7 separate regions of the Mus musculus genome follow, and regions 2, 3, 4, 5, 6 and 7 are each linked to region 1. Evidence: chromatin loops called from intact Hi-C (ENCODE). Cell type or tissue: left cerebral cortex. All regions are shown on one strand. Each heading gives the region's core, and the rest is flanking DNA. Links, peaks and the distances in the headings are about the cores only. Region 1 holds the start of Lrfn2 (leucine rich repeat and fibronectin type III domain containing 2). Region 2 overlaps Kif6 (kinesin family member 6). Region 3 has its middle 4.9 kb from the start of 1700008K24Rik. Region 4 has its middle 22 kb from the start of Gm41594. Region 5 overlaps Unc5cl (unc-5 family C-terminal like). Region 6 overlaps Gm30532 (a long non-coding RNA gene). Region 7 overlaps Lrfn2 (leucine rich repeat and fibronectin type III domain containing 2).

Evidence for each region. A loop is a pair of places that touch in the nucleus more often than their neighbours do. Peaks named below come from ENCODE experiments on the same cell type or tissue, not always from the same donor. Only the 100,000 strongest peaks of a DNase experiment are listed, where the experiment ranks them.
Region 2: a loop joins it to region 1, with 4 times the contacts of the local background. A loop is called at or near these places in 5 of 42 quality-filtered maps.
Region 3: it touches region 1 in a loop (4-fold over the local background); 4 of 42 quality-filtered maps call a loop at or near these places.
Region 4: it touches region 1 in a loop (5-fold over the local background); 13 of 42 quality-filtered maps call a loop at or near these places.
Region 5: a loop joins it to region 1, with 5 times the contacts of the local background. A loop is called at or near these places in 6 of 42 quality-filtered maps.
Region 6: a loop joins it to region 1, with 4 times the contacts of the local background. A loop is called at or near these places in 3 of 42 quality-filtered maps.
Region 7: a loop joins it to region 1, with 7 times the contacts of the local background. A loop is called at or near these places in 4 of 42 quality-filtered maps.

What each region holds. Positions count from the first base shown.
Region 1 is chr17:48,929,439-48,933,916 of GRCm38, reverse strand. Lrfn2 (leucine rich repeat and fibronectin type III domain containing 2) reads right to left here and starts at 1,335. Exons shown (of 3, transcript NM_027452.3): 1 at 1,099-1,335. In left cerebral cortex, for the core only: CTCF peaks have their summits at 1,889, 2,089 and 2,762; DNase peaks (open chromatin) are centred at 1,616, 1,905, 2,124, 2,701 and 3 more places; H3K4me3 peaks cover 2,340 bases; H3K27ac peaks cover 2,177 bases.
Region 2 is chr17:49,896,466-49,900,943 of GRCm38, reverse strand. All of the region lies in intron 19 of Kif6 (kinesin family member 6), which reads right to left. Among named protein-coding and RNA genes, the nearest start is that of Gm16555, 77 kb to the right of the region's middle. In left cerebral cortex, for the core only: CTCF peaks have their summits at 1,721 and 1,935 (motif pointing right); a DNase peak (open chromatin) is centred at 1,946.
Region 3 is chr17:49,116,148-49,120,625 of GRCm38, reverse strand. No RefSeq gene overlaps it. Among named protein-coding and RNA genes, the nearest start is that of 1700008K24Rik, 4.9 kb to the right of the region's middle. In left cerebral cortex, for the core only: a CTCF peak has its summit at 2,566; no DNase peak of the experiment used is centred there.
Region 4 is chr17:49,397,866-49,402,343 of GRCm38, reverse strand. No RefSeq gene overlaps it. Among named protein-coding and RNA genes, the nearest start is that of Gm41594, 22 kb to the right of the region's middle. In left cerebral cortex, for the core only: a CTCF peak has its summit at 2,011 (motif pointing right); a DNase peak (open chromatin) is centred at 2,030.
Region 5 is chr17:48,465,857-48,470,334 of GRCm38, reverse strand. It overlaps Unc5cl (unc-5 family C-terminal like), which reads right to left. Exons shown (of 9, transcript NM_152823.4): 9 at 1,649-3,019. The coding sequence ends at 2,797. Among named protein-coding and RNA genes, the nearest start is that of Unc5cl, 13 kb to the right of the region's middle. In left cerebral cortex, for the core only: a CTCF peak has its summit at 2,597 (motif pointing left); a DNase peak (open chromatin) is centred at 2,581.
Region 6 is chr17:49,242,824-49,247,301 of GRCm38, reverse strand. Gm30532 (a long non-coding RNA gene) reads left to right here. Exons shown (of 7, transcript XR_876860.3): 5 at 163-289; 6 at 536-636. Among named protein-coding and RNA genes, the nearest start is that of Gm30532, 19 kb to the left of the region's middle. In left cerebral cortex, for the core only: a CTCF peak has its summit at 2,085 (motif pointing left); a DNase peak (open chromatin) is centred at 3,694.
Region 7 is chr17:49,081,100-49,085,577 of GRCm38, reverse strand. The region is part of intron 2 of Lrfn2 (leucine rich repeat and fibronectin type III domain containing 2); the gene reads right to left. Among named protein-coding and RNA genes, the nearest start is that of 1700008K24Rik, 30 kb to the left of the region's middle. In left cerebral cortex, for the core only: no CTCF peak of the experiment used is centred there; DNase peaks (open chromatin) are centred at 936, 1,416, 2,323 and 3,149; H3K27ac peaks cover 862 bases.

The sequences.
Region 1 (4,478 bases), core at 280-4,279:
CAGACATGGACAGACACAGACAGACAGACAGACAGACACACATGCAAATGCACTGCTTTAACCAGGACAGAGGGCTAACATTTCTAGGCATGCATGTGGCTCCAGCTCAGAGGGACAGGCTCTGACAGCCCTCTCCCTGCAGGTGTCTGTCCGTCTGCAGCTGTTTCTGAGTGTACTTGGCATGAGTCGTGCTCGGTTCCTCTGCAGGCTTTGCCTGATTCCTGCTCTCTCTCTCTCTCTCTCTCTCTCTCTCTCTCTCTCTCTCTCTCTCTCAATCTCTCTCTCTTTCGATGATGTCTGGACTCCTTTCCCTGGAACCCAACGCTTCTGTCCTTTGTGCTCTCTGTGGGGAAGGTGGGGAGCAAGGCACTGCCCTCCTCCTGGGAGCTGTCTGCTGGTCTCGGTCTCAATTCTTGCTCAGGCCAGCCTTAGAAGCAGGGCAGGGCTGAGTGAGAGACAGAGGACTACCAACATGGGCATGGCTAACACCGGCTTACATACTGCTTTATCATGGCATTCTCAGCAACCCGAGTGGGCACACAGAGTCCTCCTGATCTTGGTTAGATCTGCCTGAGGCCAGGATAGGGTCCCTGCAACCATGCCTCCCTCCCCTCCTCCACGGCACTCCATCGCTGCCCCCCCCCCTGTCTCCACCCCACCCGTCCAGGAACCAAGCTCCTGAAGACCCCAGAATAGTCACCCAGACCTCAGCACCGTCCTAGCCAGGCCTGGCATGTGCTAACACGCAACAGCATGGTCTAGCGGCAAAGTTCTGCATTCAAGGATTGCCTTTGTAGGAGACTGAGGTCTCTTTCTCCAGCTTCCAAGCCTAACCCAGACCGGTCTGAAGCCTCACCAGGACCCGCTCTCCTCCCTCCCCATCAGTTTCTCCCCTTCCCCCACTCTATCAAAACACAATATAGAAGGAAGGATGGAATAGAGAAGGCATCCACAGGAGTCTATAGGATGGAGGAAGTCCGCAAGTGAGGCAGGAAAAGAGGCAAAGTTCCCCTGTTCCCCCAGGTGCGCACATCCCTGCGCCCATCTCCCGCGGACACCCAGCGTCGCCAAGACGCAGCAGCAGCGACAGCCACTCACCTGGGCAAGGCGGCATCTACCCGTGGCGGGGAGGCTCCAAGGCCGGCTCCGCAGGGCGCCCGGGCTCCTTGGCTCGGCCACGCATCCTTCCTGGCCGGAGACAGGCTCACGCTAAGCGCTCCAGCTGCAGCGATCCAGCGAAGGCAGGCAGATGGTGGCCTCGGACCATCCACGCGGGGAGAGCCCTGAGCAGCTTATTCAGTTATATCCATGGCATTTAGCAAGAAGAAGGGGCGGGAGGGGGAGTACAACTTGTGCTCTTCTCTTCCAGATTTTAAAAAAATAAGGGGGAAAAAGGATAAAAAAAGATAATCCCTTCTAGGAAGATGAGGGTAGGATTTTCCTTGTTGAAGAACCCCCCTGGCATCCCCAGGAACCTGCAGCCTCTTGGAATGTGGGATGTCTTCAAGTTCAGACCAGTCTGTCGTGTGTGTGTGTGTGTGTGTGTGTGTGTGTGAGCAAGGCACTCACACCCACAGGCACACACACACATACACTCCCCCGCACTCCCCGCATGCACACCACTGGCCCCCCCCACGCGTGCGCGCAAAGCGCTCTCTCTCTCTCTCTCTCTCTCTCTCTCACACACACACACACACACACACACACACACACACACACGCAGCGGTCGCACGCACGGATCTGTGAGGATGCTGTGCGGGTTATGCAGGCAGCTGCGGCCAGCGGTGCAGACAGCCTTAGAAACCCAAGGCGCCCCAGGACTCCGAGGCAGAGCGAAGCGCTCTGTCCCCGCCGGGCTCTCCAGCACTGCAGCCCCCAGTGGCCGCTGGCGGAGCTGCAGTAGCTCCGGACCCCAGATCCTGCTTCAGCCGGGATCCACAGCCCCGGAGGATCCTCGGTTCTAGCAGCGTTGGTTCGGAGTAAATGGGTTGGAACTGCAGCCCAGCGGGGCCGCGAGCCCTGAGAACCCCGAGGACCCGCTTGATCCGCCGCGCAGTGACACGACAGCTCCTGCGCACGGTTATCCCCGCGGCCAGGTCGAGTCCGTACTGCCGCCTCTCGTGCAGAGTACGCCTTGCACACAGCTACCAGCCCGCCGCCTGCTGGAGGAAAATTGGACCGCGTTGGCTCGGGGCTGCGGGTGGGGTTGGTGATGGGAGGATCGTGCCCACCCAGCCCTGAACCCAGCTAGGAGCCATCACTTTGGCTCCTATAGCAACCCGTGCTAGTTGCACACGACACACACGACAGACTTTTCCTGAACATTTCAAGACTGTCTAGGCGAATGGAAGCTCTTGTTTGACAGCCCAGCAGACCATCCTCCTCCACCCACCCTCACGTGACATAGTACGATTCCGAGGTTCTAGATTAAAGCGAAATGTCTAAGGCACGTGGTAGGTAGCAGAGTAATCACTCTGGGCTGGTCGTAGGCTTAGAATCACCAAACTAGTTCAGCAGAGTCTTAGTGGCCTCTGGGCTCTCAGTGGCCAGTTTCTGGGGAAGGTAAGCCTAGGGTTTGAAGTGCCGCCGTATATTTCCCTGTAGAGGACATGAACTGGGGAATGCCGATGTTGCTCCAGCTCTTAAAACCAAGGGCAAAGAGCATGCCTCGATTCATGTCTGCTTTCGCTTGTTCCGTGCACCTGTCCCAGATACCCACAGGGAGGCACATGTGTCATGTGGATTATGTCTCTGTGGTCCAACAGTGGCTCGGCTAGACAGGGCTGTACAGAAGAACCTGTCTCTTGCCTATCTGGGCACCCCAGCTGGGTGCATACCTACTGAGGCGCAAACAGCGAGGGAGGTCTCCTGCAGGGCAGGAAGGAAACTGTCAGATTGGTACGCCACAAAGACCCTTGGTGACAAGCTCTTCCCTGCAAAGATTCTGGGTAGCCTGACAGAAAGGAGGTATGGTTAGGATGCAGCTCAGGGTGTAAGGGGTGGGCTGGCCCTGGAAAGAGGGAAGGTGACTCCAGGAAAGAGGCAAGCAGGAGCAGTGGTAGAGGTGGGAAAGAGAGGAAGACATGAATTGCTGAACCTGAGAGAACATGAAGAAAAGAAGGGGACACAGGGGCAGGAAAGAGGCACCTGCTCAGAGCATTCCTCTTTGGTTACCTGGGTTTTGCATAGTGTCATAATTAAGAACTATATTACTATAATGAACATAATAATTTAAAAATGAAACTAAATAGAATAATTTTTAAGGTGGATAGAGTGGAGAGGGCATGCAGTCTGAGGTAATGTCTGAATTCTCCCGATGGGGCGGGGCTGAAGGCTAGACTACTCTAAGTAGACTCATCTATGAAAAGATGGCACTGGAAGAGCAAGGTTAGGCACAGGACCGGACAGAGCTGCATTGAGAAAAGGAAAGATGTTAGAAAGACAAAGACAGAATGGAAGGAAACAATAAAGAAACACTGGGTGTGGGACAGGGCACAGCTAAGACCTCGTTCCTGGAAGAAAGCCAACACAGCTACTCTAAAAGAGACAGAACCCAGGTCCTGAGTAATTTAAAGGATAATTCTATAGGGATTGCCTCAGCATGAACTGAGTTTGGGGACTGGACTTAGATGTCCTAGGAGTTTACTGTGGTTTTGAGATGTGTGATAGACACAGTGAGTCTCTCCCCTTACAGGGGTTGAATGTGTCTAAGACATTTCCAGCTGGAGGGACCTCTGAGCATCCTTGGAAGATGGGTGAGGTCCTGTATGTATGTAGGGAGATCAAGAGATAACCACTCTGCTGCCTATCTCTCTGCCCATGGGCCAAATGAAGACTTCTTGGGTCCTTGGGCGAACCCAAAAGGTTATATAAGAGTAGCTGCCTGGCTACCAACCACAGAGGTCAGCCAAGGGTAACTGAGGGTCATTCATTCTATGTATGTGGGAGGCGGAGGGGGCTGCACATAAGCCGTGTGTCAATAGATTCTTCTCTATGCCCACTCTTCTGAATAGCATGTGACAAACAGCTTCAAACCTCTGTCTTCTGTTTTCCTGGTCCTTTGCTGTGGCTAGACACCCCCCCCCCGCCCTGGAATCACCATGCTAAGTATATTAATATATTTTTAGCCTCTTTGTACTTTGTTTTCAAAGCTAAGATACTGAGATGCATATCCAGAAACGACTGCCCAGAGAATGCCCACTGGACAGACACTTTTAGATACATACAAGCATTCTTCTCCATTTCTGGGTGGTGGAGGATGGCTTGTGCTACATGCTGAACTTTAAGACTGTCCTCCACTCTTTAGTAAGACTCCAAACCCACTGTGGAGAAGGGTCAGGCTCGTTCCCACCCAGCAGCCACTGCTCTCCTGGGATGCCTCACTCACTTGTCCGCATGTCTGCATCTCTTGGCTTTCTGGCTGGGATGGAAGCACACTTCTCTCATGTTGTGCTAACCTCTCCTAGGATGACACAAAC
Region 2 (4,478 bases), core at 156-4,155, 970 kb before region 1:
AGGGGCAGAGACCCAGACTCGCCCTCAGAAGTCTAAGGCACTCCGTTAGACCTTCCCGGGTATCGGCTCAGGAAAGAATTTCAGGACTAGTCAGTTTATGAGGCAGAGATGTGGGTTCATAGATGCATTAAAAAAAGGCACGTGACTGGAGAATAAGTGTGTACCCAGGAACAGAGGTGTGGGCTGCGCAGGGAGGAGCCTCAGAACGTGAGCGGTGTCACATGTGGGTACCCTGTCCTCAAGAGAGGAGCACAGCCGACTGGCTTAGCATTAGCCATTTAAACCTTTCTGCGGCTCTGCAGTTATATCTCAAAAGATTGCTTGGAAATCACCGGAGCCTTTCCCTTCCTTTCTCCTCTGAGAAATGGGGATTATGGGATGGGTGAAGTGATAGTCGGATAAGGTGATAGCAGAGCCACTAGGGCTGCACAAGGGGTTTAGGACATGTCCTTTCCCTGTTTCTGTGAGAGTCCTAGGCATCGGGAGACTTATCTGGGAGGAGAGAGGCTGTAAGTGGTGGCTAACTGTTCTGGAGTCCTTGCCGTTCTGCTGGTAAGCCACATCCAACGGATTCTGGGGTGAGGACTTCTTTCCTCTGTTGTGTCCCTAACTTTTTTCCAGGTTTCAATCTTGTTTCAATTTAGTCCCTGCTGCGACCTGGACAGGAAGTGTCCATCCCCCTCAGAGATGTTCATGGCTGTCAGCTTTGGGGAAGAGACTGGATCCTGAGGGATCTGCCCTCATTCTCTGATGGATTCCCCATTTGATGGCATTATTAATAGACAGACGGTAGAGATCAGGAAGTGGGTCCAAGATGGAGGAAGTAGGTTACCAGCAGAGGCGGGAAGGGCATGGCTTTGGCTTCTAGTGTCTGTCTGTCTGTCTGTCTGTCTCTGCTTCCCAATCCTTCCTTGAGGCAAGCCCACATTGTCTCTCCTCAGTTCAGAGCAATTGGCTCCAGCTGACCTCAGTCTGTGAAACCTCTGAAAACATGGGACAGGATAAACCTTTCTTCGGTCAAGCTGTTTTGTCACAGCAAGGGAAAACTGAGACATGAGGCCTTTCTGTGGTCAGAGGAGGGCGCTATCATCCTCATCTTAAGAGATGTGAGCCGAGGTGGAGAGGGATTACAAAGCGGAGCCCTATGCTATCACACCTGGGAGGCCTCCATTGTGCTCCCAGCCGTCCTGACCCACTGACTGGCTCCTGGCTGCTGGTACCGAAGGCACCTTATCCCTTGACTGTACGGGTCCCCTGCATGGTCTCTGATGACCACTGCATGCTTGTGGATGCACGATCCACATCCAGTACCTTGCTGCCTGCAGTGTGCTCCTTGCCCACGACTCCTGGCTGCAGGATCTCCACATCCCTCTTGTGGAGGAGCACAGGAAGGTTGCCGTTTGCTCCCGGTCTCTCTAGGCTATCCTGCAATATGCTCTGCCATATGGACTTGGAGAGCCTCTGATCTTACGTTGGGATGCTCCACTGAAGAGTGTTGTCAGAGGTGAAAGGGGCTTGACATGTCAGAACCTTCATTTTATAGCTGGGCGACACTCAGGTAGGGAGGTGGGCCAGGGTGACAGACACGTGAGAGATAGCTTAGTAAGTCCACTGTCATCTCTCCAAGCCCTCGATCAGGCCCACAGCTTGCTTTCCCACATATGAGTTTGGCTAGTTGCCTAATGCCAACCGTCTGCTCTCCCACCTGACATGATGATGAGGCCTCTTTACCCTGGGGCTGTCTCCACAGGCTCAGGACTGTGAATCGGATAGACAGGAAGGAAAGCCAGAGTGTGTGGCTCCCAGCCCCCCCGCCCCTCACACCTCCGTGCTCATCCCCTAGCTGTCTAAAGTGTCTCTGTGGCACCCTAGAGGGGGAACGGGAGACTGGAGCTCCTCTTTGCTGGGGCTGATGTGGGGTACTGCAGGACCAGAGATGACCACAAGGTGGCAGACTCTGCACACGCTTCTTGAGTGAATGGCTGCCATAGTTTTGGGGTTTCTAGAGGAACCAGGAGGAAGCTGGGGAAAGCCTGGAATATGGAAAGAGGGGTTTCTTCCCACAGGTGCTACCTTCACAGCAGGTTAAGGGCAGTTTAGAAGCAGTAGTGGACCTGTGGGAATAAGCCACTGGCTGTCAAACGGCCCTCTCACGTGATGGACTCCCAGTTTAGCTTTCTTTAGCTGCCAGGGAATGTTCAGGGTGCCACATTGCTTAGGTCCAGGACCGAATAGTGGAGTGTGAGAGGTGAGCCAGACAACAGGGCGGAGGGATGTGACCACCAGGAAGAGAGCGGCAACCAGGGGCTCCTGTAGAGCTCAGCTGCCTGGTCTATCCTCTCAGGCGACTCAGGCAGGAGGATGGCACCCTGTGAAGTGTGGAGGGAAAGCACTCCCAGTTCCCGAGCTGCCCCCCACTCTGGGATACCACAGTTCAGATCTTCCTGCCTCTGTTTCCCAAGTGCTGGGGTTAAAGGTGTGCGCCACCAAGCCCAGCCCTACTAATTAACTATTAGTTACCATTAGTAAACATTGCACATTTAAGTGTCCTGGGTATATTTTGGGACAAGTTTCTTGTAACGTGTGCACTTTGCAAATATCCTCTGTTTTGTACATCCTTCTTTTTCTTTTTCTTTTCTTTCTTTCTTTTTTTTTTCTTTTTTGGTTTTTCGAGACAGGGTTTCTCTGTATAGCCCTGGCTGTCCTGGAACTCACTTTGTAGACCAGGCTGGCCTCGAACTCAGAAATCTGCCTGCCTCTGCCTCCCGAGTGCTGGGATTAAAGGCGTGCACCACCACGCCGGAGTCCTTTTATTTTTATTTCGTTGGTTCTTTATTTATTTGTGAGTGCGTGTTTGTCTGAGTGTATGCACACGTTTGTTTAAGGATGCCTGTGGAAGTCAGAAGATGGCATTGGATCCTGTGAAACTAGAGTTGCTGGTGTTTGTGAACAACCCAAAGTGGGTGCTGGGATCTGTGCCTGCAGCACAGAGCAGGGTGGCTTTTAACTGTCTAGCCATCTCTCCAGCCTAGTGGCATCTCTTAAGAATTTAATAAAGTTCCATTTACTGTCTTTTTCGTTTCTGAATTTACTGAATTTATTTTTAAAACATCCAGGCATCCCAACAAAACGCAGTTGTTTCTCTGTGGTGAGAGGTGGGCACTGTTTCCTGCAGCACAGTGCCACGGAAGCGTGGGCACTACAGCCTGGCATGATCTGGGAGGCCTGGGCGAATGTCAACCAGAACAATTTTTTTTAGGTAAGATTTTTTTTTAAATTAAAATATTAATTTTTCATTATGTATGTGTGTGTGTGTGCCCACAGAAGCCAGACCTGTGGGGTTTGCCTTTTCCTCTGGAGCTGGAGCTACCAGTGGGGTTGTGAAAGACCTGGGCTGGCTGCTTGGAACCAGACTCAGGACCTCTGCAAAGGCAGCGAGTGCTCTTAGCGGCTGAGCCATCTCTCCAGCCCCAAGAGTCTGGATTTGTAAAGACAGTTTCCGGAGACTTGCAAACGCAGCACAGACAGTCCCCAGGATGCCCTGCCCATTTCTGCAGCTGCTGCCCTCACCCAGCCAGCCCTGAACTCAAGGCCGCACACCTGAATGTGGCAGCTCTGAAGTTTTCCTTCTTTTGGCTGCAGCATAGTACCCAGGGCTCCACATTATCTGGAGCTGTCAAGTCGTCTTTGCCTCAGCTTGGCTTCAGGATGCTCAGACTTCCTGCCACTTTTGAGCTGTACCGGACAGGTATTTTGTAGAATGTCCCTTGCTGAGATTTGTGTGACATTTCCCTCAGGCTTCTACAGGCACTGTCTGACACCTTTTAAAAAAGTGTGTGTGTGCGTGTGCATGTGTGCCACAGCATTTGTGTGAAGGGCAGAGGACAACCTGCGGGAGGTGACTGTCTCCTTCCACCATGTGGGGCATTGGGATTAAATTGAGGTTGTCACAAAGATTCGTGGCAGTGCCTTTACCCCCTGAGCCATGCTGCCTGCCCCTGGCATCTTATTTATTCTTTTAATTTTTACAACTATCTAGTTATTTGCTTTCATTTTGTGTATGTGTGCTTTGTCCAAATGTGTATAAGTGCATGTACACATGAGTGCTGCCCTTGGAGATCAGAAGAGGGCATCAGATTCCCTGGGCTGGAGTATTAGATGGTTGTGAGCTGCCATGTGCTTGCTGGGAATTGAACCCGGGTCCTCTCCTAGTGCAGCAGCTACTCTTAATCTCTAGGACATGTCTCCTGCTCTCTTGTGTCTTTTTAAAAAGCTTCACTTCAGACTTCGAACAGGGGCGCTTGGTGTTCCTCAAGCTGGCCCCTTGATGGCAGAGATGGGTGCCCCACTCACATTGTCCCAACCTCTGACCTGGAAGGGCTGAGTCCGGGTTGGATGGCTGGGGGTGGGGATGGGGTGGGTGTAGATATGAGAGATTCTGCCATCTGTATTGGATGATTAGTAAGAGACCAGACCAT
Region 3 (4,478 bases), core at 223-4,222, 190 kb before region 1:
GGCAGAAAGATTGCTCCAAGTGTGAGATAGATTGAGACTGCATAGATTTCAGGCCAGCCACACTAAACACAACTTATCATTAAACAACTCTGGACAGATTTCTAATTCCCTTTAAAACGTAAAGGGAATTAGAGAATTCTGTGAAGCACAAATAATCAAGCCACTAACTAGTGCATTTATAAAATGTATTTAAAGTACTATTTAGAGACTAATCCATGGCTTGAACACTGTACCTATAAACACTGAAGAATCAAAATAGCTTAATTTAAAATATATATAATACTTCTTCAAAAAATGCAAGAAAGAAAAGAGTTAATGTATAGTAGATGAATCATTGAGCTAGAGAGCAAGAAAGTAGTAACTCTAGCTCCAAGGCATTCAGTACTTGGGGATTCTTGTCTCTACAGCCACTGTATGCACACCTACACACACGTGCACACATACACAAAAGTAAAAAATTAGTAAAATAAAAAATTGTTTTAAAATACAGGCTTAAAAGCAACATAAATAAGGCATAGGAATATAATATATATACATACACACAAATGTGTGTGTATGTGTATATGTATGTGTGTGTATATATATGCATGTGTATGTATAGTTATAGGTATATGTATGTGTATGATTATTAGCAAGGCAGAAACATCCACAGACCTAGAGATAACGTTCTTTTAAAATGAAGCAACTACTTTCCACAGATTTATACAACTCTATTGAATGAAAATAGCAGAGTGTAAGTTCACCAACTATAAGTTTGTATATGCTTTGACATTCAGAATCATGTTAGTATTTTACATATTCAAAGAATAAAGTACAAACAACCTGAGAGAATGAATGTAAATATCATCCTTAAGTACTGTCCAAGAAAATACCAGATAATTACAAAAGAAAAAAAAAAGTAACAGAGAATGGTAGCTTGAAATATCACGATAATAGGATCTAAGAATACCAATAAAGAACAAACAAACAGAATAAGCCCCATCTGTCCTTCAGTGGCAAACAGAAATCACTTAGGTTCTGTTTCCACCAAGACTGCATTCATGAGTCCTAGGCAGGTGACTTGGCAGGTCAGAGCAGTTGTTTGCAAGCCTGAGACTCGAGTTCAGATCCCCAGTATTCACCAGAGCCAAACATGGCCACATGTATGCCTGCAGCTCTAATGCTGTAGGGAGTAGAGACAGGAGAGTGGCTGAGGCCTGCAGGCTGCCAGCCTAGTTCACCCAGTCTCAAAGGAATACAGTAGAAAGTGACAGAGAAGGACAAACAGTGCCCTCCTGTGATTTCCACATTAGCTACAAAGACTATAAAACCTTAAAGTCCACCGCCAGTGACATATTTTCTTCAGCAAGGCTCCACCTCTTCGAAGTTCAAAAACCTTCATAATTGGCACCAGCTGACTGGGAACCAAGAATTCTAGAAGGGACATTTCTCATTCAAATCACAACAGCTTTAATTCGTGACATTAAGTATGTATCTATGTACACACACACACACAAGCATGCATGCACATACTGAATACACAGATAAGCATGCATGTACATAATGTATACACATAAGTGTGTATGCACATACTACACACATACACACACACATGCACACACACACACAAATCACACTTGCATTCATGCACACACACAATCCATCAATAAACTTTTTCTAAAAGCACATTAACTGATTGTCACCCACAAGAGACACTAGGTCCATCCAGACTGTGGGAGATCATAAAAGATGACAGGTTGGGAGTGTTTTAAAATGCCATTGGTGTGCAGAACAAAGGAAGAGGGAGGAGACTGCTCCAGACCAAGGAGGCTCGCTGAAGAAAATGGAATTCTGCATTAGAAAACACAGTTCTCATAAAGGACACTAATGGGATAATAGATGGAATTAAAACATAAACAATTGATTAGCTAATAGAATTGCAGCAAATGTTTGCTCTCCTGTGTGACAGCTGCCCTGTGCTTATGTGACAGAATGTCTTCAGAAATAATAGTGAGGGGTAAACAAACATGGCGTAGTGCATCTCACTATCAGACGAAGCAGGGAGGGTTGGCCAACTACTAACTGATCTGCGCTATAAACAGATCTGACTATAAGCAGATTGGAAATTCAAGCATTAGTTTTGCAGTTTTTAAAGAATAAGTGGGTAACTATGACAAAGCAAAGCTTAAAACTTACAATTTTACCACCCAGGATAGTCGTGGTGCCCAATACATATGTGTGGCAGTTTGTGGATAACATGCCCCCCACAGGCTGATTTGTTTGAGCTCTGGGTCCCCAGATGTTGATGCTGCTCTGGAGGGTTATGATATCTTTAGGGGGCACAGGCTTGCTGGAGGAGTGAGCCACTGGGGGGTGGACCTTGAGGTTTGATTACCCAGCTTCACTTCCCATCCCTCTCTCTACTCCCTGACTGATAACAGTTTGAATAATTGGCTCACTTCCTGCACCACGTCTTCTCCACCATGGTGGTGGGAGTCAGGGTGGGTTGAGGTGATAATGTGTTCTTCAGCTTTGAACCCAAATAATCCTGCCCTTCCTTAAGCTGCTTCTTGTCACAGGTAGATGGCAGCAATGAGGACAATGGTAAACTAATATCCCAGTTTCTTAAAACCACAAGGCTTCTTTGTCCCAAGTGCTGACTATTTATTATGTTAATTATGAATCACTCTCCACAAAAGCCTCTGGCTCTCCGGGACACGAATCTTTGCTATTTTGCACAATTTAATAGTCATTAATTTCTAGGCCTGAGGTGATTAAAAAATACTCTTTAAAAAATTTATATTGTTGTTATGTGTATATATGTGTATATATGTGTATGTGCTTTTGTTTGTGAGCTTGTGCACTGAGTACAGGTGCCCAGGAGGGCAGAGATGTCTGGTCCTTTGATGCTGAGATTACAGATGGTTGTGAGTCACCTGATATAGGTGTTGGGAAACAACCCTGGGTCCTCTGTAAGAGGAGTGCTTGCTCTTAATTGTGAAGTCATTTCTTCAGTCCTGTAAGTATTCTTGATTGATTGAGCGAATGAATGAATGAATGAATGAATGAATGAATGAATGAATGAATAGGCTATAGAGTCAAACTGCCTGGATCCAAGTGCTTGGTCTTCTTTATTTGGATAAAGTTCTGTGGAACTCATGTCATTAGTGTTTATTTCAAGGATTGGAGAGGTGGCTCAACAGTTAAGAAAATTCACTGGAACTCCAAACCAAATGGGTATCCCAGAGTACTAAACTCTTTTTTTTTTTTTTTAAGATTTATTTATTTATTATATGTAAGTACACTGTAGCTGTCTTCAGACACTCCAGAAGAGGGAGTCAGATCTTGTTACGGATGGTTGTGAGCCACCATGTGGTTGCTGGGATTTGAACTCTGGACCTTCGGAAGAGCAGTCGGGTGCTCTAACCCACTGAGCCATCTCACCAGCCCAGTACTAAACTCTTTACTATGCTTGCCTATCTTGCTAGGGGATTGGTGTGTGTGTGTGTGTGTGTGTGTGTGTGTGTGTGTGTGTGTGTTCCAAATTGGGACATTATAACACTCAAAACACCCCATTTTCAACCAAAAAATTATGAGGTATTGAAAGATATAAAAAAGTATGACTCATAGATCAGAGCAAACTGGGAATGAAAAGAAACCATCCCCAGAGGACCCCAGATGCTGAAAATTTAGAATCACTATTTCAAATGTACTCAGAATTATAAACAAAACCTTATTACAGCGTTTAAAGAAACCATGAGACCAGAGAAACAGTAATAAATACAAACATAGAAGTATACATATCTAAACGTGTGTGCATACAACACACACAAGGAAGACATAGAAATCATTAAAAATCTATTCAAAGTTCTGCAGCTGAAATGTGTTCTTACATGGATGGACATTTCACTTGAGAAACTTGTGTGGATAAAAAGAAAGAATCAACTGCGAAGATAAAGCTGAGACCGCAGAGGCTGAAAAAAATGAAGAAAACCAAGTTTCCAGGGCTCAGTTCCATGGGACACTATAAAGCATATGCAGACACGTGTACACAAGGAAAACCCCAGAAGGAAAGAAGAGGGAGAAAGGGGTGAAAGAATATTCAAAGGAATAGCTCCAAGCTTCCCAAATATGATGAAAGACATGAATCTATACTCAAAGGACCAATAGGTAAATAATAAACCCAAAAATATCTAAGGCAAGATTTATCACAGTCAAATAGCTGAAGTCCAAAGACAGTCTTGAGAGTAGCAAGATAGGAGAGAGCTGTGTACAAGGGATCGTCCATATGATTAAGAGCTGATTTCTCAGTGGGAGTTATGCAAACTAAAGTGCAGTGAGTTCATATTCAAAGCACTGAATGAGGTAGGGGAGATTGTATACCTTGCAAAACTGTCTTTAAAATATGAGGAGAAAATTAAGTCATTCCCAGGTTTAAGATAAAAGGATTGAGGAATTTGTAGTAGAGAGTTCTCGGCAATCTATGCTAAAAGCAGCCT
Region 4 (4,478 bases), core at 132-4,131, 470 kb before region 1:
GGACCTGTCCCTACTTGGCTTCACTCATTATCCTGGAAGGGAAGCCATCAAATCATTCAATTTAAACAACTTCAGTTTTGCGTTGCATGAAAGTAAGCAGGGAGTCATAGTAAGAGACCATCCAATGGGGCCGGAAAGATCAGCAGTTAAAATTGTTCCCTGCTTTTGCAGAGGACTCCAGTTTGGTTCCCACCATCCGTGTCAGATGACTCAACTGCATGCAACTCTAGTTCCAAGGGACCTGATGCATTTTTTGACTTCCACAGGCTCCTGTACTTACATGAGCATGCCTGCACATAGGAGAGAAAAAGAGAGAGAGAGAGAGAGAGAGAGAGAGAGAGAGAGAGAGATCGATCGCTAAATGAGTGAACTGTGGACACTTTCCATTTGTTTTAATAGAGAGTTGACGATACTCTTCTTGCTATCTTCTGCTCATTCCCTGCTTCCACCCTCCCTCCCACATTGGGCTCTAGGGTGAACATAACACACTATAAGTAGATGGCAGTTCAAGTGTCTCCTTAAATAAGCCTGTCTGGGATAGTGCCTGGAACCTATATCGGAGGCTTCACCACTGTCTTCCCTTTCCACTCTGGACAAGAAACAGGCCAGTAAGGTGGGCTCTATAGTTTTCCTACCTGGTTTATGGCCTGGCCAAACTTAACACTGGAGTATTGAGGGAGAAAAGAATTACATCTGGCTTTGTTAGATGGTGCCCAGCCACCCTATGAGAGACATTGTTCTTCTGACCCAGGGTTAAAGAAAGGTCTTGCGTGCGCCTGACTCGCCAGCAAGAACAACGCTGCAACAGGATCCTTATGCACACGTTTATTGGGAGAGCTTGCTTGCAGAGGCGAAGAGACCCCAAACCCAGAACTGGTGCTGCTTATATAGGCCTAGAAGAGGCGTGTCTCACACCCAGATTGGTTATGCATGGGTTATGCTTACCACCTCATTTGCATGTCTCACATCTGATTGGTTAACATGTCTCTCATCTGATTGGTTAACTTCTCTCTCATCTGATTGGTTAACTTGTCTCTCATCTGATTGGTTAATTCTCAAAACCTCATCTTGGCAAAAAAAAACTTTACTGCCTATGTATGCGTGGTGGCCAGTGGTGGCCAGTGGTGGCCAGTGCCACCCTGCAATGGCACATGTGGCTTCCCACAGAAAGGGGTGAACAGCAATTCACTCCTGAACAAGTTCAGAGATGAATGAGTAGAATTGGGAGTGGGGTGAGCTTCTCCATGAGCTAGCTTTCTAGCCCTTGAGTGCAGAGCAGAAACGGTCCTCCCATGTCCCCATAGGATACAGAGTATGCAAGCATTGAACCATAGCTTCAACATTTGAGATATGCTAACTGCCAGTGGTAAGGCATCTTGGGTGCCCTCCGAATAGCAACCTTTGAATATCTGACACCCCGACAATGACACAAGCAGTCCAGACATTGAAGGACATGTAGTGATGGTGGTTCTCTCAGGCATGGATAACAGCCCTGTATTTCACAGGGATTTTGCTGGCTCATCAAACAAGGGGAGGGGAGGGGAGGCCCTGTGATCTTCCTGAAGAACTACAAAGGGCATATAATCTCAAATAAGTTACAAACATGGTTTACAAAATCAACAGCAGATACCTAGTCTGGGCTGAAGTTGTAAGCTAGCATGAGTGACAGTTCCCAGAATCATCAGGTAAGAACACGAGGTTTCTGAAGGGCATTAAAAATAAACAGTAGGACATCCAAAAAAAATGGCACTTTGCGGGACAATATGTGTGTCTTACCTTTATCTCAAGTGGATGAATGGAGGCCAGGAGTCACAGGTGGTATCTGATTTGTTTGATGAAGAATAAGGAGCCCCATTTCTATATAGATAACAGTATTCACATACACAACAGCACAAAGATCTGGCACAAAGAGCCTGGGTATAAAAGAGCCTCACTGCATTAGGCAGAGAGGATAGGATATCCTGGAGCCTCCTGATTGATCAGGTATAGAAGCTAGGGGTGACTTCCAAATATGCCCGCTAGGTGGCAGTGTTGATTAGTCCACAAGTCAGGGAAGCCTTCCAGGAATTCTCTTTGAGCTGAGTATTAAGACTCTCCAGTGAGAGCCCTGGGTTGAGGTTTGCCAATGGCAAGCCTTGCTCCCTTCATCTCTGCTTCACCCCTTTAAAAAGACAATAGGGGCAGCGCAGAATCTGTTTCCAGAACCTTTGAAGTCATTCATAGTACCTAATCTCTTCATTCTACCACACAAAACCAAGAGATACCAGCCTAAGGCAGATGAATTGTTCTGAATGTTAATTGATAAGGAGGCTGGGGGTCTAGAATAGTAGTCAATTTGGCTCCCCACAGCACAGGAGATGGGGTTCAAACACATAAGGGTAGCTCATGCTGCAAAATTACCCAACTACCCCCTTGGCAAATTAAGCTCCTTAAATTCTGCCATGGAATGTTTTTTACCCTGAGCTAGGCATGGCGTCGTCTGCTCGTGACCCATTTAGGGAGATTTGATTACTATTGACTTTCTGCCATTCCTTTACCTAATCCAAATAGTCAGGGATTTAGGTCGAAGGTGGTATGATGGCCAGGAACCCAGAACTGCACACACATTCTTCCTAATCCCCTACCAAAGCAGTCAGGGCTCTTGCTTGTGACAGAAATCCAATTAAGTATATCCTTAGACAGGAAAGAAGTGTTACTGGCACAGGATGGTTGCTGGTGCAGCTGGGGGCTTTGGATAAGCGGCGATCACAGGTTATTTCTGGAACATTCTTGCAGACATTCTCTATTGCTTTGAGTGTAGAGCCCTCTGTCTCCATTGGGAGATTGTGTTTCTCTCTCTCTCTCTCTCTCTCTCTCTCTCTCTCTCTCTCTCTCTCTCTCTCTCTCTCTCTCTCTCTCTGATGTTGACCTTGGAAACGTCTGAAATGGATAGAATAAGACACTTTAGGCTAAGTTCACCATCACCAAACACTGACTCTCTATTTTATTTCTCAATTAAAGTCACCTTTGCTGGCGTAAAAGCACCTGGTTCTCTAGAATACTAGAACACAGCCACTGGCCACCGAAGGAATGACACACAAGGAAAATACGAGAATCTCTCCTCCAGAAACCTGTTCCAATGATATACTTAAGTTTCACTGTCTTCTCTTTCTCCGTTGATAGTGAGAAACACAGACATCTCCCTTCTCTTGGGAGATATTAATTCCCAGTGAAACTGAAAGCCAGGGGTAACGAAGGTAAGAATTCTGAAATTTTGGTTCCTTTTAAAAACACAGAAGTATTCTGAGAAAGTGTTCTTGTTTTGATCCCAGGTGTGGGGATATGGGACTGCTTCAGATTGTCCATAGCAGTTGACCATGATTTGTTGCGTGTAGCTTTTGCTACCACGCCTAAGCTCTGGGAATGGGCCACACTCCCAGCCTCTACCCAGATTCCTTTGAATTCACAGATAAAAACCATAGAGACATACATTGTTCAATTTCAACCTTTTTGGCCCAGTTGCTGGGTGGTGCTTATTCCCTGCCTGGAGAAGCATGCCCTTATCAATACTCTTAGCTGAGCACCTCTTCACCTGAGCTCAACTTTAATTGCTCAGTTATATCTAGTCCCAGCTAAACACTCCCAACTGCCTGCCTGTAGGAGTGGCCTGTGGCCACTTTGTCTGAGGTCTCTCGTGACTGGTCACCTTTTCTCCCTCAGAAGCATGGCAAATTCTCTCTTTCACTCTTCTCTCCTTGTGTCTGTCTGCTTGCCTCCAGGAACCTGGAAGTCCTGCCTATTCCTTCTGCCCAGCAATTGGCCCATGGCTTCTTTACTGACAGATCAAGAACCAGTTGGGGAACAGGACCTTAACATCAGAACTATCCCTACAATGATTTGCCTCTTGCTCTGAGTGGGCTGTGATTTTGCCAGCTGCAGATAGTTTCTGGGATTATGTGATGTTTGGAATTCTGGAGACTTTTCAGAGGGTACATCAATGGGCCCCAAGAGATGGATGGGTTGTTTTTGGTTGTGGTTTGCTAAGTAGTATGGGCAAATAAGAAACAACAAGAAGAAATTAGATATCCTGAGAGCAAAGATCAGACTTCACTCAAGGGACTTGATACCCTTAATCAGCAGGAAGTAGTCTAAGCATAGCACTGCCACCTTTCTGACCCCTGACTTTAGTCAGAAATCTCTTTTCTTTCCTCTCTATCCATTTTTCTTCTCTATTATCCCGGTTGGCTTGCTTTTCATTGGCTTAGCCAATAAGAGCTGGAGGCAGTGGAAGACACTAAGGCAGATGAAGCGGTGAGCAGGGAAATTAAGGTCCACAGAAAGAAGAAAAGAAATCTGGGCTTCTGTTTCATTGGAATATGAGTGACGGCCATTAACACAGCTGTTAATTGTATGTTGCAGGCGCACCGAAGACTATATTTCTGAGTCCTTTGTAGTTGGTCAGGATCATAGAACCAGCTCAGCCAATGTGTTGTAAGTGG
Region 5 (4,478 bases), core at 289-4,288, 460 kb after region 1:
GTATTTCAATTGGATGACACAGATCTGGATCTCATATGTCTATCACCAGCGTTGTAAATGCAAACTGAAACACGTGTACCTATGAACCCTGGAGGCTCTAACTCCACATCACCCATTGACTCCCCCTGCATGTACCCAGACTCTAACCCCACGGGAGCAAGATTAGACAAGGCCTCTCTGACATTCATGAGAACAGAGACTTGAGTTTGTGTCCCAGGACCAGACAGGTATCCTGTCAGGGAAAGGGACTGGAAGTGAAGTCATAAGCAGCCACCAATGGTTTCTAGTCAAAGGCACAAGGATCCGTTTTTCCAGCCCTAGAAACTTATTCTGAGAAACTGTCTGGGCAGTCTGTGATTGATTAATCTTGGCTGTCAAGTTGACTGGATCTAGAATCGACTTCAAGGCAATCTTTGGGCGCACCTATGATGGGTTGGCTTTGATATTCTTATTTGAAGTGGCAAAGACCCATTACATGTCGGAGGGAGGGTTCAGGGGCACCTTCCAGAGGCATCTCTGATAAAAAGAAAAAGCAAAAGGAAAGGCTTTGCCCTTTGCCTGCCCGCCTTCACTCTGGCTGACAAGTTCATCAACTCTGTTGCTGCTGTGGTGGCTGCAACTCTTCACTGATATCAAAACCAGATTTCCCCTTCCCTTCTTCAGGCTTTCAATGAGGATCAAAGTGGCTCTCCAGGAAGCATCTAGACTTTTGACACAAATTGGGACTGCTAAGGAACCCAGCCATAGGCACTAAACCACCACCAGGTTCTCAAGTCTCTTTGGTGTGAAGGCAGCCATGTTGAATTTTTCCAATCATATTCTATAAGCCAATCCAAGAAACAGGTTTTTAAAGTATACACACCACTGTTAGTTCTGTTAAACTGATAGTTCTGTTCCTTTAACGAACCCTAACACAAGCCAGAAAGCATTCTCTCCTGTAATGAATAACAGGACTCCCACAACCCCACTCTCCTGTAACCCCTGTGGCTTCAGTTTGCTACATAAAATCGATTGTTCCAAAAGGACTCCAACAATGCCTTTGATTGGCCTGCAGGGCAGAGAAGGAGCTAAGGCAGCTGGAGAGGAGGAAAGTGCCCTTCAATGGCCAGTTCTGAGCCAGGGCACCCACTTGGACAGCCCAGCAGTAGAGATGGGAGACGGGAAAATAAGGTGTGGGGGTGGGGGGGACGATGACAAGTGTGGCTTGCAGAAAAAGGAAACATGTGCCCCAAATCTGAAGGCTTGCTTCAAGAATGGGGAACGAGCTGCCCGAGTGACCAGTCTGTTTTCAAACCAGAAGTGCAAATTGCAAAATGCTCATTCGGATGATTTTATGATCCCAAGTCACTGGGGGCTGGAGAGACGGCTCGGTGCTTAAGGATCACATACAGCTCTTGTAGAACAGCCAGAACTCAGCTCCCAGCACCCAAGTCAGGCAATCCACAACCTCCTGCACCTCCAACAGCCTCTTCTCCACCCTCCACTGACACCTGCGCTCACACATACACATTCCCACACATGTAAAATATTTAAAAACTAAAAATTTAGACCTACGTCCAAATTTGTCAATCTTAGCAAAACAAAGTTAGGAAGAAAGGCATTTTCATATCTAATAATTAATATTGCTCACCATTCAAAAGTACCAGTATTTTCATTAAATGTGCAAGTGAAATTTTATTATCTCCAAAGGGATTGTATACCTTTGGACAAACGAACAAAACTATCGGTAAGCAAGAGTAGCAGTAGCCAGAACTGCTGACTGGATCGGAGCGGGGTGGGGGTCCTTTAATCCTGCCCCTAAGGAGGAACTTGATCTGTGAGAGAAATGTCTCTACTTATTCATTCCTGGAATAGCCGAAGCTCTTTCAGTAGCCTTGAAATACATAGCATTAGCTCAGACACTTGCCTGAGGGAGTGACTGATTTTTTTTTTCCTAATAGAAAAAGAAACACAAAGATGGGATTCCATAACTAGATAGAGACGAAGCAATGTGAAGACATGAGCAACAGTAAAGAGGCCAACTCTGAGCTGGGCAAGTGCAAGAAAAGGCAGCCAGAAACTTAACACTCTCAGCTGGAGGTGGAGAGACATAGGGCGCGCATCCTGAGGCTTCACAGCTTCCTGTGTGATGAGAGAAACAAGGCTGAGGAGGAGGACAAAGTGTGAGCTGCAAGTGAAGAGATGAAGGGAGAAGAGGCCATTCCTCACATCAATGAGGTGAGCCCCCTCCCCCGCCAAAGTTCTCTCCCAAGACCCTCTATAGAGACTTCTCTTTGTTCCAGTCCACCGCAGGGCCCTCCCTTCTCAACAAAGTTACACACCCAAGACATCTCCTAACCACAGGGAGACACTGTCTAGAATGTTGCTCTCAGCCGGCTGGGAGTGCATCTTCATTTCGCAGAACAGACTCCAAGACAAGTCCAAAGAAGCCGACGTTCCTCATGATCCCAGCTTGGTGCTGAGACTCGGCGCTCCATGAATATTTGTGGACTGAGCAGTCTCTGAGGTCTGCCCACAGGTCCACAAGAAAATTAAGCAGCATCTCAGAAGCTGCTTGGCTGTGACCATCTCCCAGACTCCCGCGCCCCCTACCGACCAAGAAGGAATCTGCACGCAGGACAAAGTTGGCCGGCAGGATTAAGAGCTATCCTGATGCAGGGCAGATGACAGGGCTGTCGGGCTTTGCTGCGGGTTCCAGTTCGGTCCACCTGAGACTGTGGCATTGATCCTGAGCTCAAAGGCATGGCACGGTATGGCATGGCCTCTTGAAGCACCCTGCACAGCCGTGGAGTCTGCTTAGAGTTTCTCATCCAGCTCTAGGCCATGGTTCTCCCAGGTGCCTCCATGCAACCTGTCAGGGCTGCCCCGGGGAGACCGGTTTAGGTAGTTCTGGATGGCAGAGGCGCAGTCCAGCCGCTCCATGGAGGTCATGAGATAGTGCAGCTCCTGCAAGCTGCCATTCTGTTCCTCGAACAATTCCAGAATGGCCGCGGCGGGACTGCGCTGGCAGGACAAGAACCTGTCTCCACGGGACAGGGGCGTGGTGAGAGGAGAGCAGAGCGCTCAAGAGCAGTATGAGACACACTCTGTACCTCTGCGCCCCACCCCTGAGCTCTGCTCCCGCTAGCCTTGTCTACCTCCCCGGAAGGGTGGGACTTTGCAAGCTGAGAGGAGCCTGCGCTCCGCTCTTCTTAAGTCAGCTTGAGTGGTAGACTAAAGCAGGCTTGAGCAAGTCACGGAGAGCAAGGGAATTAGCAGCACCCCTCCATGGCCTCTGCATCAGTTCCCGCCCCCTAGATTCCTCCCTTGAGCCCTTTCCTTGATTTTCCTTCAAAATGGACTGCCGCCAATGATAAGCAAATAAACCATTTCCTTCCCATGTTGCTTTGCGTCATGGTGCTTTATCACCGCAATAGAAAGCAAACGGAGACAGGTGTTAGCTACAAACTCACACTCGAGAACCATGAACATTAAAAACAAAAACAAAAAAACCTCATGCTTTAAGTATGCTTATGATTTTGTGTTGGATCACGCTCATAGTTCCCTTGACGACCCTCCATTGTTTGCGAGCCTTTCAGAGTCCCTTTTACTTAGCAGCCAGTCTACTCCTGCCTGCCTCCTTCACCCACCACCTGGTGATGCCCTGCCTTTCTGACCTGCCCTCGCCTCCTCCCACCTCTAACCTAGCTTGCATATTCTGCCCCCCACTCAGCACCTCTGCTGCTCCCCGCAGCTAGAGCATCCTCTATGGTTTCCTCTCTGGCATCCTGTCTTACTCTCAATTCTGCCGTCCTCTGGTTATTTTTTTTCTTCTTCAACTGTTTGCATCTCTCTTTTCAGTGTTCTGCAATACTGAACACCCGGGGCGGGGGGGGGGGGGGGGCGGGGGGCACAAGGAATGTTTGCTGTTATTCTCAAGTTCTCAGAGTTCCTTGTTATCGATCATTTGTGCTCCTAGGAGGTGAAAACCTATTTCACTTTTGGATCCAGGCACATAGACAGACACTTGACAAGTGTTTAAATCTCTTCTGCTTCCAAGGTCTGGCTCTAGCTCATCTCTTGACGACAGCATCCACAGCCTGGACTCTAGGGCCTAGCACAGAAAGGCTCTTTTACCGATCCCTTTGTGAGCTCCTTGGCAGGAGCCCCAGCTGCACTGCCACCATGATTACTAACACCTACTGTGTTAACAAGCGACGGGCTTCCTGCTACACACTGTACACACAGTATCCTATAATCTTCTTTTCTGTGCCGTGGGCCACAGTGTGGCAAGCTAGTACCAGTGACTTGTATCGTTCCTTGTGAAATATTTATTGCACACCTACTACGAGACCGACATCAGCTACATGTTGTATACACATCATCCTATAATCTTCTTTTCCGTGCCTTGGGCCACAGTGTGGCAAGCTAGTACCAGTGGCTTGTCTCATTCCTTGTAAAATATTTACTGCATACTTACTATCAACAGACATCATATA
Region 6 (4,478 bases), core at 350-4,349, 310 kb before region 1:
GGAGGGCGCCTGTGTTATTCACTTGCGAGTCCCAGGGTGTAATTTACAACGAGTTCTCGCTCTCTGTTTTGGACTCCGCCAATGCCAGGGCATAAATTCTTCCTGGTTATTATTTCCATAATTCATTATTCATTGAATGTTGACTTTGTGTAACACAAGCAGTGGAGAGAGATGCAATCATCCCAAGGGGCAGGAGAGACACATCTGCAGCAATTCCAAGGAGACGAGGTGTGAGTCAGAAGAGGGGAGATGCCTCCCCAGGACTGCGTGGGAAGCTTTGGAGCTCTGGGTAAGTCTTTGGTTAAGGCTTCTCAAAAAACAAAAACAAAAACAAAAAACAAAACAAAACAAAAAAACTGGCTTGGGGCAAAGAGAGTGTAATTTAGACTTATCTGGTGAATGGTTGGCAAATCGGAGCTCTTGACGCAAAGAATCCAAGGGAGGGGAAAAGGGCAGGGACAAAGCTAAGGTCCTAGGGTTTGAGGAAGGTAGCAGGCATGTTCATTCCAAACAATTCCTTCACTTTTACTTTCAGTAAAGAACCAAGGGTCAGGAGACACCGACACAGTCACATTCATTATAACACCAATCACAATGAGCAACAGCCATGAAATCAGCCTGGATGCTCATCAGTGGGTAAGTGGGTGAAGAGAATTCGGTATGTGTATACACCAAAGTATTATTCAGCCATGAAAAATGAGTGAAGCCAAATGTCTTTGCAGGAAAGAAAGGACAGATCTGGAGATCGCCATATAATGTAAGATAAATGAGACTCAGATAAAAAAATACACTGTGCTGTCTCTTATGTATAAAACCTAGACACAATAACAACATACAAGTAAAAGGGGACTATTAAGGAAAGGGGAGACAGGAAGATACGGGGGAAATATGGTCAAACTATATTATAGACACATATGAAAATGTTTTTGTGGAACCCGTCATTTTGCACTTTAATAAAGGCTAATAACACCCCCCTCTCAGACAGGATCGCATACAGCCTTGAACTTAAAATGTAGCCAAGTGTGACCTCGAACTTCTGATTCTCCCGTTTCCATCTCCCAAGTGCTGGGCTTGCCCCCATGCCTCAGAAATCAGACAATTCAAACATACGTCTATGCAAATACTAAATAAGGGAGGTCAAGGCAGGTGAGGTGGAGGTGGCCAGGCATCCACAGGCTCCCAGAATTCCATTCTCCCTCTGTACCAATCCGGCTTTATTTCTCACCAGCACCAAACAACTGTAGGGCTCAGAGGCACATGCCAGCTGACAGAACATTTGAGACCTAGCAACAGAAAGCAATTAAGTGCTGTTTGGCTCTGCCTCTGAGTGTGCTGGGAATTAAGGAGCAGACAGAAATGATTTCAGAGCATCAAGGAAGGCTGAGTGGTTCAGCGGCATGCTCTTCTCCCCTTCTTGCTTCCTTTCCTCAAGCGTTTATTAAGCACCAGTTGTGTGCCAGACTTTGTGCTATATGGGCAAGGGGCTAAAGGTGGCAGCAGCGGGGGGTGGGGGGGTGGGACACGGACACGGACATACACACACGGGACTGACACAGATCAGAGAGGCATCTGGGGAGGCAAGAAGTTATCTAGAGGCCCAATATCTCAGCTGCAAAGTGAGGTACCTGCCCATTTCACCAGAGGGCTGGGAGGGAACACACCCTGATCAGCGAGTGCCTGATGCGTAGGACTCAGCAAGGGTAGCTAATCATTGCTGCCCTGAGCAGCTGGACTCTCAGACTTCTGTGTGCTGCAAACCAGGGCTCCCACCAAGCAAAACCCCCATAAAATACCTCTCCATACATACATATACACATATTTATCATAAAATATTGTTTGAGCCAAGCGTGATGGCACATGCTGCAATCCCCATGCTCATAGTTAATTTATATATTTAGCTATATAGCTAAACCTGGACTATATAAGACACTGTCTCAAAGAGTGTAAGGGATGTGGGGGGAAAAAGGCTCAATGGTTAAGAGCACTTGATGCACTTTCAGAACACCCAGGTTCAATTCCCAGCACACATATTGTAGCTTACAGCCATATGAAACACTGGTGCTAGGGGTTCCAGCGCCCTCTCCTGGCTTCCAAGGGCATTGCATGCACATGGTACACATACATGCAATTAAAACACCCATGCACATTATATCAAAATAAGTAAGTCTGTGGTGAAACACACTCACTTCTGCTTCTGCATTCGTCCTTCTTCCATTCTGCTTTCCATTTGTGGGGAGGGCATTCTGGTCACCAGTTTATTTATAGTTTCCCTTCAATTTCTCATGGACTCAATCCTATTTATTTTGGTGAAGTATAAGCTGTTTGTAACTGTCCTTGAGAACTATTGGAGAACCTAGAGAGACAGCTCAAGGCTAAGACCACTTACAGTCACTCAAGGTGGCTTACATGACCTGGATCTCCAGCTCCAGGGGAACCCAGCTCTGACTACCTCTTCTGGTCACAGGAGACAACACACTCACACACACACAACCCCCTGACACATACACACATACACATAAATAAAAATCAATTTAAAAAACCCATTTGGAACAATACATTCCAGGGGGTGATAAGAGCTAATGGATGTTAGTTATGGGCTCTCAGGCATGGCTCTCCTCCAAGCGTTGGCACTTTGCAACTGGGTGGCCTCCAGCTAGACATTTAGATTTTCTGTGCCTCTGTGTGTTCTATTAAAAATGGACATGATGGGGCTGGAGAGATGGCTCCAAAGGACTGGGTGGGGCACCATAGCCTATAACTTCAGCTCCAGGAAATCAAATGCTCAATGCTCTCTTCTGTCTGGCCTCTGTGTGTGTGTGTGTGTGTGTGTGTGTGTGTGTGTGTGTGTATCCTAAGTTTTCTTCAAAGTCTTATTCTCCTGCCTCATCACTGTGAGTGTGGGGATTGCAGTATGTGCCAGCATGTTTAGTATATGTCTCTTCTTACTACTGTTTCTTAGAGACAATGAGTAAAGATGACTGATGACAAGCTGACCACAGAGATGAGGCTGAAGGTAAAGCCCGTGGTACAGAGGGAGAAGGTGGGGCCAGCCCACACAATGGACAGTTTCATTTCCAACAACTTCTTTGCTAAAAAAAAAAAAAAAAAAAAAAAAAAAAGCTAGGCATGGTGGCACATGCTTTTAATCCCAGCACTCGGGAGGCAGAGGCAAGCGAATTTCTGAGTTTGAGGCCAGCCTGGTCTACAGAGTGAGTTCCAGGATAGCCAGGGCTACACAGAGAAACCCTGTCTCAGAAAACCAAAAAAAAAAAAAAAAAAAAAAAAAAAAAAAAAAAAAAAAAAAAAGATGCTTTTAAGTTTGTGTCTGACCTTGTGTCTGTGAGAGTAGGCCACATGTGTGTGTTGGTGCCTGTAGAGGCCAGAAAAGAACATCAGATTTCCTGGAGCTGAAGCTACAGGCAGTGATGCCCCTCCCAATCCTCTGGAAAAGCTGCAGGTGTTTGGTAACCACAGAGCCATCTCTCCAGCCCCACCATGCCCATTTTTAATGGAACATGCCAAGGCTCAGAAAAATCTAAATGTCTAGCTGGAGGCTACCCAGTTGCAAAGTGCCAAAGCTTGGAGGGGAGCCCAGCCTGAGCCAGTTCTAGAAAATTCTCTCTGCTGACATTGGGTCCATCCCTGTGCTTCATAGAGAATGACCCTTGAGTCTGTCATTGTCGATCCATTCAAGGCAGAGCTCTTGGCTTGCTGCCCTGATCCACTTCATCTGTTTCCAGAGCCGCCAGTGACAAGCCTTCTCCCAGCAACCCTGAGTGTGTGGCTGCAGAGACAGAAACCATGATTTTCAAGCAAATGAACTCAGGGCTGGAGACTCCAGCTCAGCAGGCTTCTCCCACCCCAGCACCAGCAGAACCATTAGTGTCTTTCAACAGAGCCCAGGGTAGCTTTCATTGGCATCCAAGGCTTCAAGGGGTCCCACAGTGAGACTCTACTCAAACTGTGTTGACCTCTACAGAGGTATGGACACTGGGAAAGGCCCTTACTTACTTAGGATGCACACCCAAGGCTAAGGCAGGCTATTTGCCTCTCTACTCTGTAAGTAGCTCAGGTCGCACAGCATCTGGGGAACAGCAGCTAGTCCAAACTGTCCTCTGGGTGCGAGCACTGAGAGTCCCAGGCAGAGATGGTCCTTCCCACCCAGAAGGACCTGAGCAGTCTGGCTCAGCTTGTCCGGATGGAGGGAACCCTATCGTTTGCTAATAAGAAGCCCAGGAGCCCCTTGCAACAGTTTGGCTTCTACAGTTCAGGTTATCAATCATGTGCTCAACAAAGGAAATGGAAAGTTCCAGAAGAAAACATTTCATAGCTTTTAAATCACATGTCATTCTGAGTAGCAAGAAATTCTCTGTCTGCTTCATCTAACCCAGGACTCAGATCATTTCTTGGCCCGGCATGTCCCTGACATATACACTCCCCATGCCTGCCAGTCACTTAAGGCTGTCTTGGTATTGGTA
Region 7 (4,478 bases), core at 320-4,319, 150 kb before region 1:
GCTCAGAGGTGGTGATAGCAGCCAGTGTAGCTGTGACTCAAATTGTAAGTTATAAATTAGAACGCCTGAGAACTCGGCCACCATTTCTGTCTGCAAGGAGAAGACCTGCATCTACCTGACTCAGATGGACTCTTCCAGTCCCTCTAAGCCACATCCTGCCCTCAATTCAAAGCTTTGTTCCTCAGATATCATTAGCACTGCCTGAAAAACTTCTTGCACTTGTGTAAGTGCGACTCCTCTGAAGTGCCCGCCCACTTTCTACTTGTCTGTGGGTGGATGACAGGAGAGTCAGCTGGGCTCATACATTCTCTGTTTTCTCACAGCATCTCCACTGGAGATGTGGATGATAATTCTGGGGGTGTCAGTGAGGAAGAGAATAGGTAACAGGATAATGTGAAAGTGAATGGAGTCACCGGCCTTGACTTAAACATGTCATCTGTAACTATCACCCCCAGATCCACCTCACACCTCAAAGCCTCTCTTGTCCTGGGAGAAGTATGGAGACACTCTTTGTAGAGTATGGCAGACCAGGGCTCAAACTTTCTTTCTTAGGAGGCCAGAGATGAAGAGATGAGCTTAGGTTACATGCCAGGTCCGTTTGTTACATCTGAGAACTTATTCACTCCTGAGCCTTGTGGGGGATGGCCCTTCTCAACACACACACACACACACACACACACACACACACACACACACACACACACACACACCAGATCTCTATAGACGAGACCTGTCCTTAGGCCTGACTCCAAACTTATCTTCGTATAAGGACCACTGCAGCAATGTGGAGAGTGGGAGTGAGGGGTGGGGTGATTGGTAAAAGAGAAGGCTAGTGTGGGTAAGCTTGGACTGTCTTGTTCTTACTCTGTTTTTTTTTTCAAGCGGTGAAATTGGGGGAGGGGGAGGTCCCATTTTAAAGCCAGAAGAACCAAGTCCAAGATAGCTGTGCTGATCAAGGAGCTGGATAGAAACCAAGAATCTTGGCTTTTCCCTTTTCCCCATCCCAAGTTCTCTCAGGCTTTTGGCCATATACCTAGGAAATGCTCTTAGTTTTCTGTAGCTGCTAAGACTTCCACTGTGCCCTTCATAGCTTCCTCTATTGTCCATTACCCAAAGAAACCACACCAGTCCCTCCTAGTTTTCTGCCCATTATAGGCAAAAAACGAACAAATGAACAACCACCTCAGAATTTTGGGTCCTCTGATCTGTGATAGTTTGGGACGGGGTCCTCTGAGCCTTCTCACATGTAAGGTGAGGAGAGTACAATCTGAGTCTCAGCCACAGCCCACCACCTGGAAGCTTTCCCAGTCCCTGTCCTGGGGGAGAGAGAACCGCTGACTCCCAGCCACACCCACATGGAGTTTTCCAAGCTTTTCCACTCAGACCTTCTTGGCAACAGTCAAAGTCGGGGGAGGAGATGAGCACAGGCTGGGAGCAGCCTTGGCATCAGCTCAGCGAGCACGAGGTGGCATTTTGATGGGTGGTAAAAATATCTCCCAAGTGTTCAGGGCCAGCTGCCACCCCACCAGCATCGTAACTTCTCAGATCCTGTCCCCATGCCGAGAACCTGAAAAGCCCACTCTGTCCACATGTCCTAGGGGATAAAGCACAGGTCACCAAGACCCTGATCTCAGGCCACTCTTATATCTGTAATAGCTACTTCTGTCATGGCCAGATACTAGCACAAAAAGGGGGGGGGGGGCTGTCAGAAGTGCTGTGGCCAACCTAATGGGCTAATTAAACAGTATCATAAATAATGACTATCAGGGATGCTAGGATGTGGCCCAGTGAGTAGAGTGGTTGCTTAGCATCACGAGGCCCTGGGGGTCCATCTCCAGCCCGGCACAAAGCAGGTGTGGTTATACATGCCTGCAATCCCAGCATTTGGGAGGTAGAATCAGGAGAACCAAAATTGGAAGGTCATCCTTAGCTACATTGAGAGTTGGGGGCCAGCCTAAGCTACAAGAGACCCTGTAAAAAGTCTGGAAGGCAGAGTGAGAATAAAAAACAAACAGAGGAGAGAGAGAGAGAGAGAGAGAGAGAGAGAGAGAGAGAGAGAGAGAGAGAGAGAGAGAGAGAGAGAAAGAAAGAGAGAGAGAGAGAGAGAGAGAGAGAGAGGTGAGGCAGAGAAGCTGGGTCAGCAATGCAGTTGCAGGCTGAGCTATACACTGAGAAGTCAGAGTGCCTGCCCTGCTCCCTACTAGGAGTCTTTCAGGGGCCACAATAAGGTTCCCCAGCAGAGAAAAACATAACCAGTGCTCTGTCAGACGACTTAACATGGCCCTGTCTTGAGACATCTGGTAACTCCCACATCACATCCTAGTGGCTTTTGCATGGGTGTGAGTGCCAAGAGACAAGAGGCTCTCTAGACAGGGCAGGGCTCTCATCCGTCTAGAACTAATCGACCTCACTCATCTTCTCTCTAGGGCCACTTGGCTTCATCACAGCACCCCTCTGCTCTGCTTTCAAATCCTCAGTGGCTCCTCCTCCTATAAGGTAAAACCCAAGCCTTGCTCTGACCACTGAGGACCTTCCTGGTGTAGTCCCACCCCCACCTCCAACTCACTCCCTGCCACTCTGCCCCAGATGCTCCCCCACCCCCAGAGTCCTTGCTGCCTCTCTAACAGGACAACAGGACCAGCACATTCTGACCCAAGAGCATTTGTGCACTGATTCCTCAGCCCGGCTATTTCTATCACTTCAGGTCTTTGACCCCATTCCACTCCTTGGAGATGCCATCTCTGATTGCCCACAATAAACAATAGCCTAAGGCTGTCTCTTTGCTTTTTTTTTTTCCATAGTGCACATTTAAAATACAATTTTAGAGTTGGGCGTGGTAGCACACACCTTTAATCCCGGCACTTGGGAGGCAGATGCAAGCAGATCTCTCAGTTCCAGTACAGCCAGGGCAATACTTAGAAACTCTATCTAGAAAAACCAAAATTTATATTAAATTTAATTAATTAAAATAAATTTTTAAAATTTAAAGACTTATTTTATGTATGTATTTGTATATATGTATACATGTATAGTGTGGGTGTGTGTATCAGAGTGCAGGTGCCATTGGAAGCCAGAAGAAGCAGATCCTTAGCAGTTGATGTCACTGACTAGTGTGATTTGCCCAGTGTGGGTGTCAGAAACCAAATTCAAGTCTTCTGCCAGGGTAGTACATGCTTTTAACCTGAGCCTCTCGCCAGACTCTAAAACATTGTTTTGTGTTTTAAGACAAGCTTTTATGTAGCTCAGGATGATTGGACTCAAGATAAGAGTTTAGGATGACCCTGAATATCAAATCCCCCTGAATGCCTCCACCTCCTGAATACTGGGATCAGAGGCACACACCACCATATCTAGTTTCTTGTGATGCTGAGAATTGAACCCTAGGCTTTTGTGCATGCTAGACAGGTACTCTAATGGGCTACATCCACTGCCCCATATCTTAAATTCTTTCCCTCTTATCTCTTTCCCTCTTAGACCTGAAAGCTTCTTCAAAAACCAAGCCTTTGACTATATTGTTTCAACCAGGAATCTTGTCCAGAAACCCAGTAACTATTTTCTGCCTTGACTTACCTGCAAAGAGGCACCACATCTGCAACTGTAATCAGAATAGACCTCTTCTCCCTTATAGCTGCTTTTATTGGGTTGTTTTTATCATAGCAACTGAAGTAAAGCCAAAGCAACCAGGAAAGAGCAGAGAGCAGAGCCCTGCCCCTCCCCCATCCTCGTATTGGCTGCTCATACTCAGCACAGACGTAAGATAAGTGCCCCCCCACGCTGCTCTGTGTGGGAACTTCCCACAGGCTCTGCAAATCGTCTCTTTGGAGAGTTCAGAGTTCAAGTCTCAGAGTCAAAGATGAGGTGCACATGGTACAATGAGGCTGGACCAGGAGCCCTGGGTTTCTCTCTCTCCATGTAAGGAACTACCCCAGCAATGGATTGCAAATGTTCCATAGATCAATGCCAATGTAGATCCATGAGGCTGTGACCCCAGCAGTGCCTGGGGAGGTCTAAAGGTCTAAAACATCAGATGCCCAGCCTGAGCCAACTAAGTAGGTGGTGGTGGATGTCACAGCAACCAAGGGGTCCTAAGGTACAGTCTGGGTTGGAGGCTCAGCACTACAGATCAACAGGAGGAGACCCAATGCCTGGACATCAATCTTCCCTGACTCCTGCATAGCCCAGCTGTCTCCGAGGAGCCAGGTCCTATGAACACTCCTAGGAAAGGAGTGTTTGGTATCTGGTATTGCTCGGAAGCCTGTGGCCACCGGCACTGTCTTCAGGTTCCTGATGCTCCCCAAGACTCTATTACTTCGATACCACTCAAACATGTATGGATATCACAGGGCTGGTTTACTCTTACTAGGAGGGAAGTGAATGAATTTTGGGAGAGAGAGGGGTCCAGAGCTACCCTCAACTTCAGGGATGTCCCCAGCCAAAAATCTCTTCCAGAGCAAGGGGAATGAAAAGAAGAATTGGTC